Linked DNA regions of Homo sapiens: region 1 is linked to region 2. Evidence: read pairs that join two places in POLR2A ChIA-PET (ENCODE). Cell type or tissue: Panc1. All regions are shown on one strand. Links, peaks and the distances in the headings refer to the core of each region. The heading gives the core; the rest is flanking DNA.

Region 1 (8,329 bases), core at 1,993-6,992, 120 kb before region 2:
TGGTCTAATTTCGAAGGCTGGGATTGTACATACTATCTAGGCTGCCTCTTTAGCAGGGCAGTTAAGTTTTCTATATGGCTGCTTCCTTCTTCTGTCACTGTTCATCATCCAGTAATTAAGGGTCTTCCCAGAACTGAGGCCCGAGGCAGTGCCTCTAAGCCCACACACCCATCATTCACTTTTATCAACTCAGGTCTAGACAAGGGGTACAAGAAAGAGCCGGGTGGCTGCGGTGAAGGCATGTCTTAAAGCTCAAGTTTGTGTGTTTTTGTTGGGGGAGCAGCACAGATGAGGGAGCGGGAAAGGGATAACGTGTGGAACTAGATTTCTTTTCCTTTCTTCTTTTTTTTTTTTTGAGGTGGAGTTTCGCTCTTGTTGCCCAGGCTGGAGTGCAGTGTCTCGATCTCGGCTCACTGCAACCTCTGCCTCCCAGGTTCAAGCGATTCTCCTGACTCAGCCTCCTGATTAGCTGGGATTACAGGCATGTGCCACCACGCCCGGCTAATTTTGTATTTTTAGTAGAGAAGGGGCTTCTCCATGTTGGTCAGGCCGACAGGCCAACCTCAGGTGATCCACCTGCCTTGGCCTCCCAAAGTGCTGGGATTACAGGCGTGAGCCACTGCACCCGGCCGGAACTAGATTTCTTAAAGGCTTTACCACACCAGTTTGGGAAAAGTTGTTTTGCTTCTCTTTTAAGAACCTGAGGCCTGGAAATCAAAAAAGGGCTCTCCAGGCTGGAGTCCAGGCCGGAGCAGGAATCACCACATAGTTAAGAAACAACTTAACACTATATTTAGGGTATGTCTGTGCTTAAATGAAATAGTTTTTTTTAAGTGTATGTTTTCATTTCTTACATGTCAGAAAATATCTGTATTACAAAAAAATCTCCCATCAGTCCTAGTTGTGAGAACAAAAAATTAGAAAAACCCAGTGATCAAAAAGAGGAGAACAAATTATGGCACATTAACCAGAAGACTAGGTGAAGCAACACAGGAAGATGTTTATGCAAAGTTTTTTGAATAAAAACCAAAATTTTGAATAAAAAGCCTTCCATAAACACACAGGCAAAACATATGGAAAATAAGTTTTTTTTTTTCCCAGTGGTGACCTTTTTTTTCCTTCATAGTTTTTCTCTATTGTTTTTATAATGCTTTGTGACAAATAAAAAATGTACACAATTATATGATGGCATGTACCTCATGTGTACATTTTGCTTATTTCCCTTGCAACCCAGTATCCAAATGTGCCAAATAGCTTTTCATTTGAACTTGCAAATTGCTGCATGAAATTTAAATATTCCTTTAAATACACAACCCACATCAATTGCTGTTATACAAATTGGAATGAACTCTTCAGGTTCAAGTAGTTTTTATCCAAATTTAATTATCCATGTTTATCAGTAATACTTTATGTTTCTGGGGTAGGAACCAAAACAAGGAGAGCAAAAGGGGAGCTCCCAGCCCCCAGCAGTTTACATTAAAACAGCACTGAAACCCAATTCTCTCTCGCCCACTGCCCCACTACTCCTCTTTCTTGGAAGGCTGGAAAATGGGTTATCTGGAGACACCCAGGGCTCCTAGCCCATTAGGATTAGGGAGGCTCTGAACCTGGCTGAGGCTTCTGAAGTCTGGCAGCCTGAGCAGATCAGGTCGCTGTCTGCACTAGCGACTATAGCAATCAGCCTGGGGAGGCTTCTCGTGGGAGAAGTGAATGTTAGCGGCGATCCTCATCCATTTGCTTTACCAGAAACCAAAGGCTCCTTCAGACCTCCCTGGTGGAGTAGGAAGCTGATTTTATAGGCTCTAAGAGTATATGTGTGCATTCATTTATGCTCTTTCCTTTAAAGCTTAACAGATGCTCTAGGATTAAAGCAAAGGTATGGTAAGACCAAAAGTTTAAAAACAAACAAACAAACAAACAAACAAACAGAACACAACTACATGGCCTACAGCAAGGAATGAGAGGTGGGTAAGAGGGGAGGATTTTAAAATGAGAATTTGGTAGAAAAAAGCTACAATTATGAACAAAAAATTTCGTAGCCAGAGTAAGTAGTAAAACCAAAGCATTTTTAAACTAGCAGAGCTCTTGTTTCTAAGATTTGAGAGGCCGGGGTGAGTGGTGATTTGCCTGTGGCTGGAGTACCCCTGAGAAAATTATAGAGCATGCCCAGGAGAGCCTTTTCTACTGGTTTTAGATGGTTAGAAATCTACCAGGAAGGGGGCATGACATCTGTTTCCATGCAGTCTTGTATCATTTACTGTCTATTTGCCATGTAATCATATCCTGTTTTATTATTTTTTAGTGCGTTTGTGCACATATTCAGTTGCTTCCATAGACTCCTTGAGGGCAAGACGTCTATTATACTTTGTCTGTATTGTCCTATAACCCCCAACCTTGAAAACAGACCAGGATTTGCCATCATGATGTTTGCTGGCTTCTCAGCCCCCAGCCCCACAGAGCATCTGCCAAGAGGAGCTGACTCTTCTACTCCTCCGGCCCATCTGAGCCCAAAATACAGTCCCCAAAATACTGTAAAACATTCTTAAATGGAAATACAATTTGTCTTGTAGGCAAAATTATGAATCTTAACTTTCATAATTTTAGTTACTAGAAGACAATATGGAAGCTCTGTGTCTGAGAGAAAGTGAGCAGAACAAGAGATTAGAGTAACAAAAAATTGTAGCCAGAAGGGAAGAACGAAAGCCAGAAAAAGGAGGCATGGCGGATAGGAAGTTTTCAAGTAGAGGGTTAACAACTGAAGAGAGATGAACAGTTTGGCCAGGATTTGAGCCTAGCAACTCTTTGTTGAGGCACATTTTCTTGACATTCCTATTCTTAGGCAAATTATTCTGCCTTTGCTCTTTTTAATTTCTCCGGAAGGTGCTAGGCAGACAGTCCCGGAGTGTTCTGGAAAGGAGTGCTTTGTGTGAAGATAGCAGGAAAACAAATCATGGGAATGACAGGCTTCGAGCTGAGTAACCCAGGGGTTAATCACTTCCCGCTGGCTCAGGCTTCTGAGATGCAGGTATGCTTTGGCCATTCCTAGGAAGCCAGCATCCCCTTCAAAAACAAAAGCCCCTACTGCCTGGGTGTGGGTTCCCATTTCTAATATTTACATCACTGGGCTTTGGGCAACTATACTTAATCCTTTTGGGAATAGTGATGGGGCTCACTTCAGATAAAGGCGTCCTTGACCACAGCACGATTCAAGCAGTTCCTTGGCAAGTGTTTCATTGTGAAGGGTGGTTTTCATAGAGGAAGTGGACTTTGGGGTGAGGTGGGGGAGTGGAGGTGCAGGATGTGGGCAGCCCATCGAATCCCAGCTCACCAGAAGGCCGAAGGGCTATATTATACCAGTGCAGGCATCTGGGAGTTTAACACTGGAGTCATGAGTCTAACCAAGAGTCCCACTGGAAAGGCAGCATTCCAAATCCTTTCTGAGTGTCTCTGGAGTTGAAAACAGACCAGGACTTACCATCATGATGTGTGCTGTCCCCTCTGACCCCATCCCCATGCAGCATCCGCCAAGAGGAGCCAACTCTTCTGCTCCTCCGGCCCCCCTGTGCCCAGCCGGCCCCTCCGGAGACACAACAACTGCTTCCCTGCCACAGACAAAGCATCTTTCACCTTCCCGGTCATTAGCTTCCCTCTGGAGACAGTGGATTCCACGGCTCCACAGGATCTGCCTCGTGGCTTCTCTAGAATAAATAAGGGCTGAACTGCCTTCATTTACATCCGATGCCAGGCCTAAGAGCAGTGTTCTGTTGGCTTCCATGAAGCAACAAATCCAAATGCAGTTTGAGAATGGAGTAACAGAAACTTACAACAGAGCCAGCCTTTAGCTTCCATGTGAGATTTGAATCTACTACTTTGAAACATTCTTTGCCTCCTGTGCGCAGGTGATTAACAACTCAAAAACAAACTTCGAAACTGTGACTTGAGCTTTCTTTCCGGGCCACTTGTGGGGTACCATGGCCTTGCAGTGAATATCCTCCCGGGCAGTGGTACTGGGGATTTTCATTTCAAAAGGAAAAAGTTACTTTCAGTTTCCCTAAGGACCTAATGCAGGTGAAAAAAAAAAGGATTGGGGCTAAGGAACAGAAGAGGGACTCTACACACATTGCCCCATTCGGTTCTCAGCCCTGAGGAAGTGAGTGGGCACGTGGAGAGGGGCAGTGAAACCACCTCCTTCAGGGATGGAGAAATCAACGCCCAGATGGCAACATTAACCTGGGCCGGTCTGTGAGCAGGGAGCGGATGCAAAACCAGTGCCTCTGGTTTCCAGGCCCCACGCTGCACTGCCCGCCTTGACGGGGGCTGGATGACTCGGAGCAAACCACTAAATCTTTCTAGGTCTCGTTTTTCTCTGTCCTCGATGATCTTAAGGCTCCTTCCAGTTCTGAATCAGCGTTTTCAGTTTAGGGCAACAGCCTTGGCAGGTCCTGATATGGCCTTGACTCGACCCTTGGTTCTCCATGGCTTTGGTAACAAATGGAAAGAAAACTCTCACAGGCAGCAGAAAGCAGCCTTTTCCTCAGGGTTGATGCCCATTTGTCAAAAATTTGGCAAAAGTTACATTCATATTAGTGAACTCTCAACATAGTTTCATTCATTGTTTGACACACAAAATTTATGACATCTGTTGGAGGAATGTAGCTCTGAAAACCCTCAATGTCAAAAAGTATATATAATGGAAGGAACACTTCTTGTACTGCCCAACATTTCTATTTTCTTTCCAAACCTTTGTCTCCAATTCTGGAAATGATGGCTCCCTGAACGCCCTAGTGCTTTTTGTTTTGATTGGAGAATTCGGATTTTTTTTCTCCCTGTATATATATCTGACTGTAGATTTAAAAAAAAAACCAGCTACAAATAGTGTTGACAAGTTGAAAAAATGGTTCACACACATTCAAATACTTGAGTAAGACAGATATCTATATCTATATCTATATAATTTTTTTTTCCTGGAGAAAAATCAGGCCCAAAGTATTGAACTCTGGAGGACACAAACCAGCATATGCAAAAATTAGATTTTGTTTCTGTTAACGACATCTCTAGGAACAATAAGGAGGGGAATTGTTCTTTTCAATGTCAGTCTCAAAAAGTTCTGAATGTATCCACAAAGCGCTTTTCTTTTTTCTCTTAAGAACTGATTGTAGGCCGGCACAGTGGCTCATGCCTGTAATCCCAGCACTTTGGGAGGCCGAGGTGGGCAGATCACTTGAGGTCAGGAGCTCGAGATCAGCCTGGGCAACATGGTGAAACCTCGTCTCTACTTTTTAGAGTACTTTCTTACTCTATTTTTATACAAAAATTAGCCAGGCGTGGTGGCATGCACCTGTAATCCCAGCTACTCGGGAGGCTGGGGCATGAGAATTGCTTGAACCCAGAAGGTGGAGGTTTCAGTGAGCTGAGATCATGCCACTGCACTCCAGCCTGGGCAACAGAGTGAGACTCTGTCTCAAAAAAAAACCAAAAAAGCAACAACAACAACAACAAAACAAACTGTAGAACTCTCATCATTATTTTTTGAAGATGCTTATGTTTTTACCTGTGTCCTTTCTCTGTGGAGTTCCACAATGTTTTACTCTGAACAGGGCAACTGTTCAGCTGTTCATTCTGAAATCTGGGACTGCTAAGTTTCAGCAATGGAATTTAGAACATGAATCTTGAATTCTCTCTCTACACCTCATGGTTCTCCAAATGGTGACCATCTCAGCTTCCAGCCTTGGCCTTTCCATATTCAAGAGTCCTAATCTCTGTACCTTGACCTCACAGAGTGGCATGTTCAGAGGTTATCACACCCAGTCATACCCCAGGCGTGTACCATGTAGAGACAGAGCCGTTCTCCTTTTTTATATTAATCTGAAAGATTAGGTAATCATTCTTCGAATTGGCATGATGCTTCATAATTAACTGATCTTGTCTGATCCCTGGAACCCAGAGGGGAAGTCAGGTGTTAAACCACTCCCACACGGTCGTGTCAGCTGCTAAATGGTTGACTCCACCTCCATCTTCCCAGCCTCCTCCTCTCCTAATTATACCTGCGGCTTCATCTGTTTTCATCTATTATCTAGAAACTGTTTTTCTTCTGCTGTAAAGCGTTTGAAACAAGGGGAAGGAGATTCCAGACAGGGCTCAGGAGTCACACAGGGCCAGAGTTTGAAGCCCAACCCCACTACTTGGGAGCTACTGAACTGAGTATCTAAGCCTCAGTGACGTGAGGCTTAAGTGAAATAACCCTTGTGAGTACAAGTTCTTTAGCACACATAAATGGGATCCGAAAGTGTTAAAAACCATCATAATTTGGGGTAAGGTTAGTCCCCCCTTAGCTTCACAAGGATGGGTACTATCTTCTGTGGTGGTCTTTGGAGCACAAATGGCAAGTTGAGGACCACAGCAGTTAACTTTTTTTTTGAGATGGAGCCTCACTCTGTCATCCAGGCTGGAGTGCAGTTGTGTGATCTTGGCTTACCGCAACCTCCACCTCCCGGGTTCAAGCGATTCTCCTGCCTCAGCCTCCTGAGTAGCTGGTATTATAAGTGCACACCACCATGCCTGGCTGATTTTTGTAACTTTAGTAAAGACGGGGTTTTGCTGTGTTGGCCACGCTGGTCTCATTCAAACTCCTGACCTCAAGCGATCCACCTGCCTTAGCCTCCCAAAGTGGTGGGATTACAGGCGTGAGCCACCATGCCTGGCCGAGCGGTTAACTTATGGAACAAGACCTAGGCGCCTGGTACTGTGCCGTGTACTTGAAGTGGTTATAGATTAGACTCCCACAGTTATAAACTATGAGCTAGGTGCTAATCTCATCTCCATGTTAAAGATGGAGCAGCTCAGATTTAGGGACTTGACAGGTTAGGCAGTCTCATAAAGGTGGAGTCTGGATCTGAAGCCAGATCTGGCTCCCCGAGTGAAAGAGGACCAGGTTTAGGAAAGGCTTCCATGACTAGAGTGATGCAGAGAGGGTTTTTTCCTAGCTGAGGATTGGCAGAGGTGAGGCGAGGGGTCCTGAAACTGTAGGAAGGTTGAGACCTGTGCATTTATTTGCCGTGAGCAAGGGGACAGCTTTTTGGAAGGAGACCTAAAACCAGGCTCCGGGACCCTGCTTGGATTCTTTGCCTTACAGCCTTTGTCTTTCTGTGGAGAAGAGATTCCTGATTAAGAGACATGGAAGTACAGTTACAGAGATATTTAATACTTTTGAATGAAAATATATCTGCATCCAAATGAGTTTTCATTTGTTTCCATTCTGTTTGCTTTTGGTGAGAACATCCTTTTTTCTCCCTGCAGCACAGCTGAAGCCAGTATTGTCTGTAATCTATTTTTGTTTGCTTAGAGTCTTCAAGAGCTAGGGAAATGACTGATGACATTTTTAGTTTCCAAGTCTGAGAAAATGGAGACGTATTGGAATTGAGAACTCATGAGTTGGGAAGCAGAAAGTCATAAAGACTCGCTAAAGCAGTAGTTTGAGTCAAATCATATCGCTGGGGGACAACAGCAGATTTGGCACATTAACCCATCATTTGTTCTTGTGTGGCTATGCCACTGCTAGAGGCTTAGCTAATATGTCAGGAAGAAAAATCCCCAAACCAGTAAAGCCACTGCCAAAGTCCTACATGTATGTGCAGGCATACACCAATAACATTGAAAACAACATTTGGAAAGGGTCTCTCCTGCTTGGTTATAACTTTAACAGACCAAAATAATGCTGCCTTTAGTGTTTCTGAGAAGGTAACACATGAAACCCAGTTTCCCCTGGACTGTGGGATATTGTTTTGAGAACCTATTTGTGGGGGAAGGCAGGTCAGTCACACGTTCAAAAGTTCACAAATTAAGAACATACAAATGACAGGACCACCAAATTTAGAAAATGTCCTACAATGTGCATTTTATTCCATATCATTATACAATGTTTACATATAGTTAAAACTCTCAAGAAAACGTCCTTTACCAGTTGTATGTGGTGTCTAAATCTTTAACATGAAGGACTGAAAAGAGTGGAAATCCACACTGATTGTTATCCTACAGATTGTCATGAGCTGCACGTGTGCCAATCAGAAAGGAATGGAAGTCTCGGAAGAGCAGCGTGGCTTACAGACCCTTGGCTTTAGTGAATTCAGGCATGCGGGATCCATAGTCTCATCTTGTAGTAAAACTCAAGACAAAATAAATTAGTGTTGGACAGAGTTCTACATTGTACAATGTTGAACAAAAGACCACAGGGGGACCTTTTGTTCAAAGTAGCACCAATCCACACCTGATTGTGTTTCCAACATTAACCTTCCTGTTGACTCTATCATTGGCACTTTGAATGGAACTTCTT
Region 2 (8,329 bases), core at 1,160-6,159:
AAAGTCAAAATTGCCTGCATCTGGACAGCCACTCTCTCCAGGCCAATTACAGACACCGTTTCTGGAGTGTCTCCTGGTAGCTCACCACTTCCTCCCTGCAACACCAGTCCTGTGGGCTCGGCCAGAGCTAGTCCTGGTAGGAAAGCCAGAGCAGTGAGGGACCGGGGTGTGGGGTGAAGGATGGACAGCTACAGAGGTCACCGGCAGGACCACACCCCCAAAAGGGCATCAGGAATCTGACCTTGCCAGGGAATGTTGGCGCCCAGAGTAAATTGCTCCTTAGCCTCTGCTAAGATGTCTGATAGGTGTGAGTGTACTCCCCACACCAGGTCAGAACTGACAGCAAAGCCATTTTCTAGGAGGAGGCAGCTGCCCACAAAACCTCCAGCAGCTTCCAGGGCCTGAAATGCCCACTGTGAGAGTTACCCCTTAAACAGACATGCCCTGTGCTGTTCAGTTAGGCTAAAGCATGGCTCTCTGGGGTCAGTGGATGGAAGGATGGAGGTGGGAGGAGGTGGTGAGATCCTGGACTTAGTGAACACCTGCCCGTCTTGTGCCAGGCATCGTGCCACTGGGCGTTTGCAGGTACATCATCAATTCAATCCTCCCGTGCGCCTTGGCGGTAGATAATCTTGTCTCAGATAAATCGAGGCCTCTGGGTTTGCACTGTAGCTTTCATTCACAAGGTGTTGCATTCAGAAGTAACAGCAGAGCTACATCCAAACATAATTGAAAAGCAATTTGAATAGTTTGTTGTCTTTTGAAAAACATCTAAGGGGATTATATATATCCATCAAGCATAGCAAAATGTTTAGAATTCTGTGCCACCATGTAGCTGCTCCCACTCCCCAACATCCGAGTAGGGCAGCTGCTCCAAGATCTGCCATTGCCCCCTCTCAAAATCCCCCCACACTCTCTGGGAACGTCTCTCCCTTCTCCCCTTTCCCTTTGTGGATAGCTCTTTGCTCTTTCCAGTGGCGATCTAGCTGGCCTTCCCCGTTCTGCTCAATCCTGCAAGCACAGTCCCCAACCTAGGAGGGCCCAGAACTTCTTGCCAGAGGTCTCTGACCCCAGAGCTACGTGTTTGTTTTGTGAAGCCTTTGACGTCTGTGGGGAGGGAAGAGGAGGAGAAGGCCAGTGTCTTGTAAAACCGGAGGCATCACGAGGCTGGCCCGTCCAGCACCCGCTGGGCTCTGGCCCTTGTGCCCACTTCAGACCTGCAGGCTGAGCAGCTGAGGGAAGGGAAGGGAAGGGAGAGAACCCTCCACCTGGGGAGGGGAGGCCCCAAGCCAAAGGGGTAGCCTTCCAGGTGTGCATCAAGGTGTGCAGACCGGCTGCAGTCTGCAGGAGACAAATGTCCCCACCTCTGTGAGGCTCTACTGAGAGACTCAAGGGCATCAGCCAAGATAAAAAACGACTCCTTGGGCAGAAAATTCAAGCCATTGATTCTTTCTCCACTGGGAATGAGAAGAAACAACCACGACCTTCCGTAGCCTACAGACAGCAGGAGAGAGGCAGCTGCCATTTGGTGTGGACTGTCTTCCTTCCTTCTGCCCTTGTCCTGTTTCCCCTCCCTCTTCCCCTCCCTCTTCCCCTCAATCTGAGAAACCCCTTGGTATCAGTGGCTCTGGTTCCATTCTTCCCTCCTTCCGTTCTTTCTTTCCTTCCACTTTCTTTTTTTTTTTTTTTTGAGACAGAGTCTTGCTCTGTTGTCCAGGCTGGAGTGCAGTGGCATGATCTTGGCTCACTGCAAACTCCATCTCCCAGGTTCAAGCAATTCTCTGCCTCAGCCTCCCGAGTAGCTGGGGTTACAGGTATGCACCACGATGCCTGGCTAATTTTTTGTATTTTTAGTAGAAACAGGGTTTCTCCATGTTGGCCAGGCTGGTCTCAAACTCCTGACTTCAGGTGATCCTCCCACCTCGGCCTCCCAAGGTGCTGGGATTACAGGCATGAGCCACGACGCCTGGCCCCTTCCTTCCACTTTCTTTCACTCTTATCACCAAAAGGACTGGGCTTTAAAAAAACTCCTCAATCTCATTGTCAGTGTCCGCACATAAGACTCACCTGGGGAACTTTTATAAAAAGGATCTCCCCTCTTTCCAGACCAATTAAATCAGAAACTCTGGGTAGGGCTGGGGCATCAGCATTTTTAAAAAAGCTCCCTCCAGGAGATTCTAAGAGGAAACCAAGATTGAGAACCCAGAGACCCAGGGACTGTTGGAACTGGAAGGCACCTTAGGGCTCGCCAGGAGCCCAGGAGCCCAGGCCTACCAAGCTGGGACTATGCCCGTGCACTGGGTTTGGTGCCTGGCTCAGCAATGGAGGCCTCTGTGGCCTGAGCAGGAGCTGTAGGGCCTCTGAAGGTCAATCTAATGTGGCAGCTTTACCTCCCCCATCCCCCTCTCCCCACAGTATCCCATCTCTTCCTGAAGGCCTGAGGCACCCTCTGAGAAGTGAGCAGAGAGGCCGGAGGGTCTGGGCTCTGCTTGGCCACCACATCTCCAGCTTTTACAACGAGCAGTACTACTGCTGTAAGTTCCCAAACCTGGGGCATTTTTGGCAAGTTATTAATCCCTATTAAGCAAGCCATTAATCTCAATTAACTTGATTGCTTAATTAGGCAGGGCAAACAAAGAAGGAAGTCCATAGAAATTGCTCATGGGGCACCAACAGGCTGTGTGGTCTTTGAGAACCAACAGGAGTCAGGGGCCTGAGTTCTGTTAGCCCTTTTGCCAAGACCTGTGTCTTGGCATTTCACATCACTAAACCAGGGGTTGATGAATGGGCTGTTCCAGTTAAAGGGCTATGTAGATAAGCAATTTTCAAAGACTTGGAAAAAAAATAGATTCAAACTTAAAACCATACTAAACAGTCTATAATTTCTCTTTGCTACCAATTGCATTTCAGATGTGTGCCCTGTCATTAGTATTGCACTGTGAAGGTTGATTGGAATCACATAGGACTGTAAATGGTAATAACAGGCATTCAATAAAAAGTTACTAAATAAAATAAAAATATTTCTAAGATTCTGAGCTGGGCTATCAGTGAATTTACTTTGATTGGTTTATATTAATACATGTTGGCCAGGCACGGTGGCTCATGCCTGTAATCCTAGCACTTTGGGAGTCCAAGGTAGGTGGATCACTTGAGCCCAGGAGTTCAAGACCAGCCTGGGCAGCATGGGAAAACCCTGTCTCTACAAAAAAATGCAAAAATTAGCCAGGCATGGTAGCACACGCCTACTCAGGAGGCTGAGGTGGGAGGATCACTTGAGCCAGGAAGGTCAAGGCTGCAGTGAGCTGCGATTGCGCTGCTGCACTCAGCCTGGGCCACAGACTGAGACCCCATCTCAACAACAACAAAAAGAATGTATGTTAATTGTAGCAAATTTGAAAGTTGTGGAAAAAGACAAGAAAGTCAAGCTGAGATCACCGTTGTAAAGTTTTGTGTTGGTGTTTCTAATTCTGTTTTTTCATGTACATATGCATAGCTTTCAAAGTTAAAATCTCTGCTATGCAAAAGTGGGGCTGGGCAGATGGCCTGCAAGAGTTTTAGGCCCTCATGCTAGATTCTGCTGGGGGCCTGCTTGGATCCTCTTTACCGCGGGGGCACCTGCCCCCAGCTGCTGTGAGTGTTGCATACTGTTGGCTCATGCTTGTTTACTTCTCTGGAGGCTTGCCCTTTACCAAGTGGGAGCTGCCAACCCTGAAAATGCCTGGAGGTTATCCAGGGATGGCAATGTCCTTCTCCCAGGGGCAGCTCACAGCTAATGACTGCCTGATGCTGGAAGCAAAAACCTAGCTCCTTTGCCTCAGCTGACACTGGAACAGCTTTGTGGTGTCACTTATGTCCCAGAGCAACCTGTGGATCAGGCTGAGGTTAGATTTTAGCTGAAGCCAGCTCTTTGCTTAGCTTCCTTTCTACCTCATTCTACTTCCTCGACTATCTTACTGGTTTCTCTGGGGCCCCGTCTATAGGAATCGCCGGCTTAGCTCTACTTCTGGAGCACCTGACCTCTGGCAGCTCCTTTCAGCTCTAGCCCTTAGGACCAAAGCGTGAGACTTGCTCCTCAAAGCAGCCTCAGCATCACCTGGGGTCTTGTTAGAAGTGCAGAATGTCAGGCCTCAAGCCAGACCTACTGTCTGCGTCTGCATTTTAACAAGATCCCAGGGAGATTCTTATGCACATTAAAGATTGAGAGGACTATCCTAGATATCAGTGTTGTAGGAGAGAGTGAGGTAGGGCAGGAGTGGAAGGTGGTTCTTCTTTGGCCTAATTTCCACTGGAGCCCAGGGGGGTGAATGAAGAGGGAAGACAATGTGAGGAAATCTAAGGATTTATGCTGCGTCCCTGAAGGCAGGGTGAAGAACACCTTTGCAGTGGAAACACGTGAGGGGCTGACAAAAATGGAGGATTCATTCTAGGCAAGAAGGGGTGGTTCCTGGATAGGGAGGGTTGGGTGTGTCATCTGCAGGTTCTAATTCCTTACCTTCCACTAATTCAGGGGCAGGTGAGCTGCGGTGAGCTTCTTAGTTCTCTGGGTTTTCTGTCCTTCCGTATGTAACATATAGGATTTGGACAAGTTGATTTCAATGATGCCCTACAGATTACACCCTGTATAGGTCTAAGAAGAAAACAACAACAACAAAAACGGCTCCTATAGCTACAGTCACAAATCTTAGGCAAAGATGACAGACACATCAATTGACAGAGGCAGTTGCTGGGATGTAGAACCCACAGCCCAAACTTAGGACCTGTGCATCAATTCTATTTCATTGCATCAAAACTTTTTTTAAAAAAAAGAAAGAAAAAAAGGAAGGAAGGAAGGAAGGAGGGAGGGAGGGAGGAAGGGGTTGAAATCACAGAGTGGGTGCTCTCTGAGAGGTACATGCAGGGACCAAGGGAAACAACGGAGTGAGCAGCAATTCTCCCAGCTTGTGGGACCGCATGATATAGACAGAATGGGCCTGACATTGAAGAGTGCTCACTGTCACGTCGCATTGCTTCCTGCACAGCAATGTGCCTCCCAGAGCTTGCACAGAGTTTGGAGGTCAGTTTCATACCCTGGAACTACATCTGCCTGGTCAAATTCCAGATGCTAAATGAAGAGGGTTGTTTCTGGACAAACTTGGGCTGGCAAGGCTGTCACGCTTCTTAGTCACCTTCCTTCCTTTGGAATTTCCCCTCCTGGCCTCAGATGCCCAGAGCTGCTTAGAAAACCCTCACGGTGGTGCCTGATCAAGGCTGACCCCCTATAGACAGTGGCTTATGTTCCAGAACTTTCCCAACCTTTTTCCTTCCATCAAACTCTTAGGTCAGTTTCCTCTCCTGTGCCATCTAATCCAGGAGCCAGTAGTTATATGTGGCTGTTTACGTTTTAAATGTCAGTTAATTAAAATTAGGCAAAAATTCAGTTTCCCAGTCACACAAGCCACATTTCAAGGCTCAATAGCTGTATGTGGTAGTGGCCACCGTATTGGACCATATAAAGAACAGTTCCATCATCACAGAGAGTTCTATTGGACCACGCTCATCTATATCACTCCTGTGCCTTATTCACCTGGCAGTACATCTGGCCAGTATATGGCATGCAGGAGGGGGAATATTCAGAATGCCTCCATGTTCTGCCTGCATGTGTCCACTCCTCTGGCAAGCCCTCCTTTCACTCTTCCTTCAGATCCTGCCTGCTGTTATCTGAACATTCTGCCTCTGGAGAGCTCCGTGTCCCTCCCCTCCTGGTCTCTAATCACCACAGATAACTGAGCTGTCTACCTTCCATCACTGTGCTGAAATCCCCAATGTGGCCTCAGGCTTGCCGGCAGAGCAGCTTCATGGTCATTGATCATATTAACTAAAATATTAGGTTGGTGCAAAAGCAATTTTTTAAAACATCAAATGGAAGGTGAGGATTTAAAACAATCGGGGGCATGAAGTCCCCCAAACCATCTTCTGCTTGCCCTTCTTACATCCCAAGTATGGCAAGGAGGCCTCACAGTCTTGAAGTTGAGAGCCAGCTAAGTGCATGAGATAAGGTTCCAGTTGACCTGCGTTTTACCCAGCCAATGGCATGCCTCTTTTAGGCCCAGCCTAATTCCCTGGAAGAACAATAGTTGTAATTTTTTTTTTTTTTTTTTTTTTCAGACAGTCTTACTCTGTCGCCCAGGCTGGAGTAGAGTGGCGCCATCTCGGCTCACTGCAACCTATGCCTCCCAGGTTCAAGCAATTCTCCTGCCTCAGCCTCCTGAGTAGCTGGGATTACAGGCACGTGTCACCATGCCCAGCTAATTTTTATATTTTTGGTAGAGATGGGGTTTTGCCATGTTGGCCAGGCTGGTCTCAACTCCTGACCTCAAGTGATACACCCACTTCGGCCTCCCAAAGTGCTGGGATTACAGGCGTGAGCCACCACACCCGGCTAGTTGTCGCTATTGAACATCACATATGGGACAGGTGCACACATCATCTCATTAAAGATAATTGAAATATTTCATTTAGTTGGGTATTGGGATGGTTTCTTTCACAGATAATTCCTGTGGTCTCTATTGGGATTAATTTATTTATTAAGGCAGGGATAGAGGAAGGAAGCAAACACAGCTCAAGGCCTTTGCAGATATTCCCTCATTTAATCCTTTTTGAGTGTAAATCAGGCAGCTTTGCCCACATGAGTGTCCCCATCTCCAGGTTAGCACTGTCACCTGGGTCCCTGGATGGCAGTGACAGTAACAATAAAGAATAGCTATAATAATGATGTTTCACAGTTGCTTACCACTTGATGCTTTTCTCCAATTATGAACTATTTTAAACATATACAAAAAAACACAACACCCAGCTACCCACCACCTAGACTGAACAAATATTAACATTTACCACATTTGTTTTAGATTTAAAAAATTATTGAGACAGTTGTAGTGTCCTTTGTATTCTTCCCTGATTCCATCCCCCTTCCTCCTCCTCAGAGGTATGGATTATTCTAACTTGGTGTGTAGATTTTTCATCTGAGTTTAGGACTTTTACTGGTATGTGTGTATTCAATAAACAATTCATAGTATTTTTGTGTGCTTAAAATTTACATCAATAGTGATATGATTTGGCTCTGTGTTCCCACCCAAATCTCACCTTGAATTGTAATGATCCCCACATGTAAAGGGCGGGACCAGGTGGAGGTAATTGGATCATGGGGGTCGTTTCACCCATGCTGTTCTCGTGATAGTGAGTGAGTTCTCACGAGATCTGATGGTTTTATAAGGGGCTTCCCCCCCCCTTTGATTGGCACTCATTCTCTCGCCTGCTGCCCTGGGAGGAGGTGCCTTCCACCATGATTCTAAGGTTCCTGAGTCCTCCCCAGCAATGCGGAACTGTGAGTCAATTAAACCTCTTTTCCTTATAAATTACCCATTCTTGGGTATTTCTTCACAGCAGCGTGAGAACAGACTAATACAAATACTTCACACATTCCACAATTTTTTCTCTCAGCACTTTGTATTCAAGATTTATCCATGTTGATGCTTGTAAGATCTAGTTCATCTGCTGCATAATATTCCATTGCATGAATGAATCATGATTTTTTAATAGATGGGTTTTTAAAAATTATTTAAGACCGGCCGGGTGCGGTGGCTCACGCCTGTAATCCCAGCACTTTGGGAGGCCGAGGCGGGCGGATCACGAGGTCAGGAGATCGAGACCATCCCGGCTAAAACGGTGAAACCCCGTCTCTACTAAAAATACAAAAAATTAGCCGGGCGTAGTGGCGGGCGCCTGTAGTCCCAGCTACTTGGGAGGCTGAGGCAGGAGAATGGCGTGAACCCGGGAGGCGGAGCTTGCAGTGAGCCGAGATCCCGCCACTGCACTCCAGCCTGGGCGACAGAGCGAGACTCCGTCTCAAAAACAAACAAACAAAAAATTATTTAAGACCTTTATTAACAGGTGCTTGCAGTTTGTTGACTTTTTTGAAAAAATCAAGTTGTAAACTTTTATTACAAATTAAAAATGAAGTTCTTAAAAATCTCAACTTGACCAGATATGAAACAATTTAAAAACCTTGAAAGGCGTATTGAGAAAAACCAGGCTTTAAAAAAAAAAAAACACGTTTGTTATTACCAAAAAGAGACGTCTTTCGTTTTTAGTAAAAATAATAACCTCATGCTGCATAGATAAGGCAGATAGTTCTGCTTCTCTGGTCAACGGGCAAAAAGCAAGCACTTTAGGTCTTCCACTCCAATCTTTTGTTCATTTCTTATTGCTGGAATTTCATATTTCTTCTTGTTGGATGACTAAACTGTATGTTGGTAGAGATGAAGCCGGCATTTACTCAGCCTGCCCTGCTCAG

The links. ChIA-PET counts read pairs that join two places held together with the same protein. Peaks named below come from ENCODE experiments on the same cell type or tissue, not always from the same donor. Only the 100,000 strongest peaks of a DNase experiment are listed, where the experiment ranks them.
Region 1: POLR2A ChIA-PET joins it to region 2 with 11 read pairs; 2 of 35 experiments call an interaction of 5 or more read pairs at or near these places.

Annotation. Positions count from the first base shown.
Region 1 is chr15:63,071,455-63,079,783 of GRCh38, reverse strand. It overlaps a transcript of TPM1 not described here. Among named protein-coding and RNA genes, the nearest start is that of TPM1-AS, 26 kb to the right of the region's middle. RefSeq lists enhancers at 1-356, 357-1,034. In Panc1, for the core only: no CTCF peak of the experiment used is centred there; no DNase peak of the experiment used is centred there; H3K4me3 peaks cover 516 bases; H3K27ac peaks cover 510 bases.
Region 2 is chr15:62,954,103-62,962,431 of GRCh38, reverse strand. It overlaps the pseudogene LOC100287243. Among named protein-coding and RNA genes, the nearest start is that of TPM1, 84 kb to the left of the region's middle. RefSeq lists an enhancer at 662-1,162. In Panc1, for the core only: no CTCF peak of the experiment used is centred there; no DNase peak of the experiment used is centred there; H3K27ac peaks cover 4,359 bases.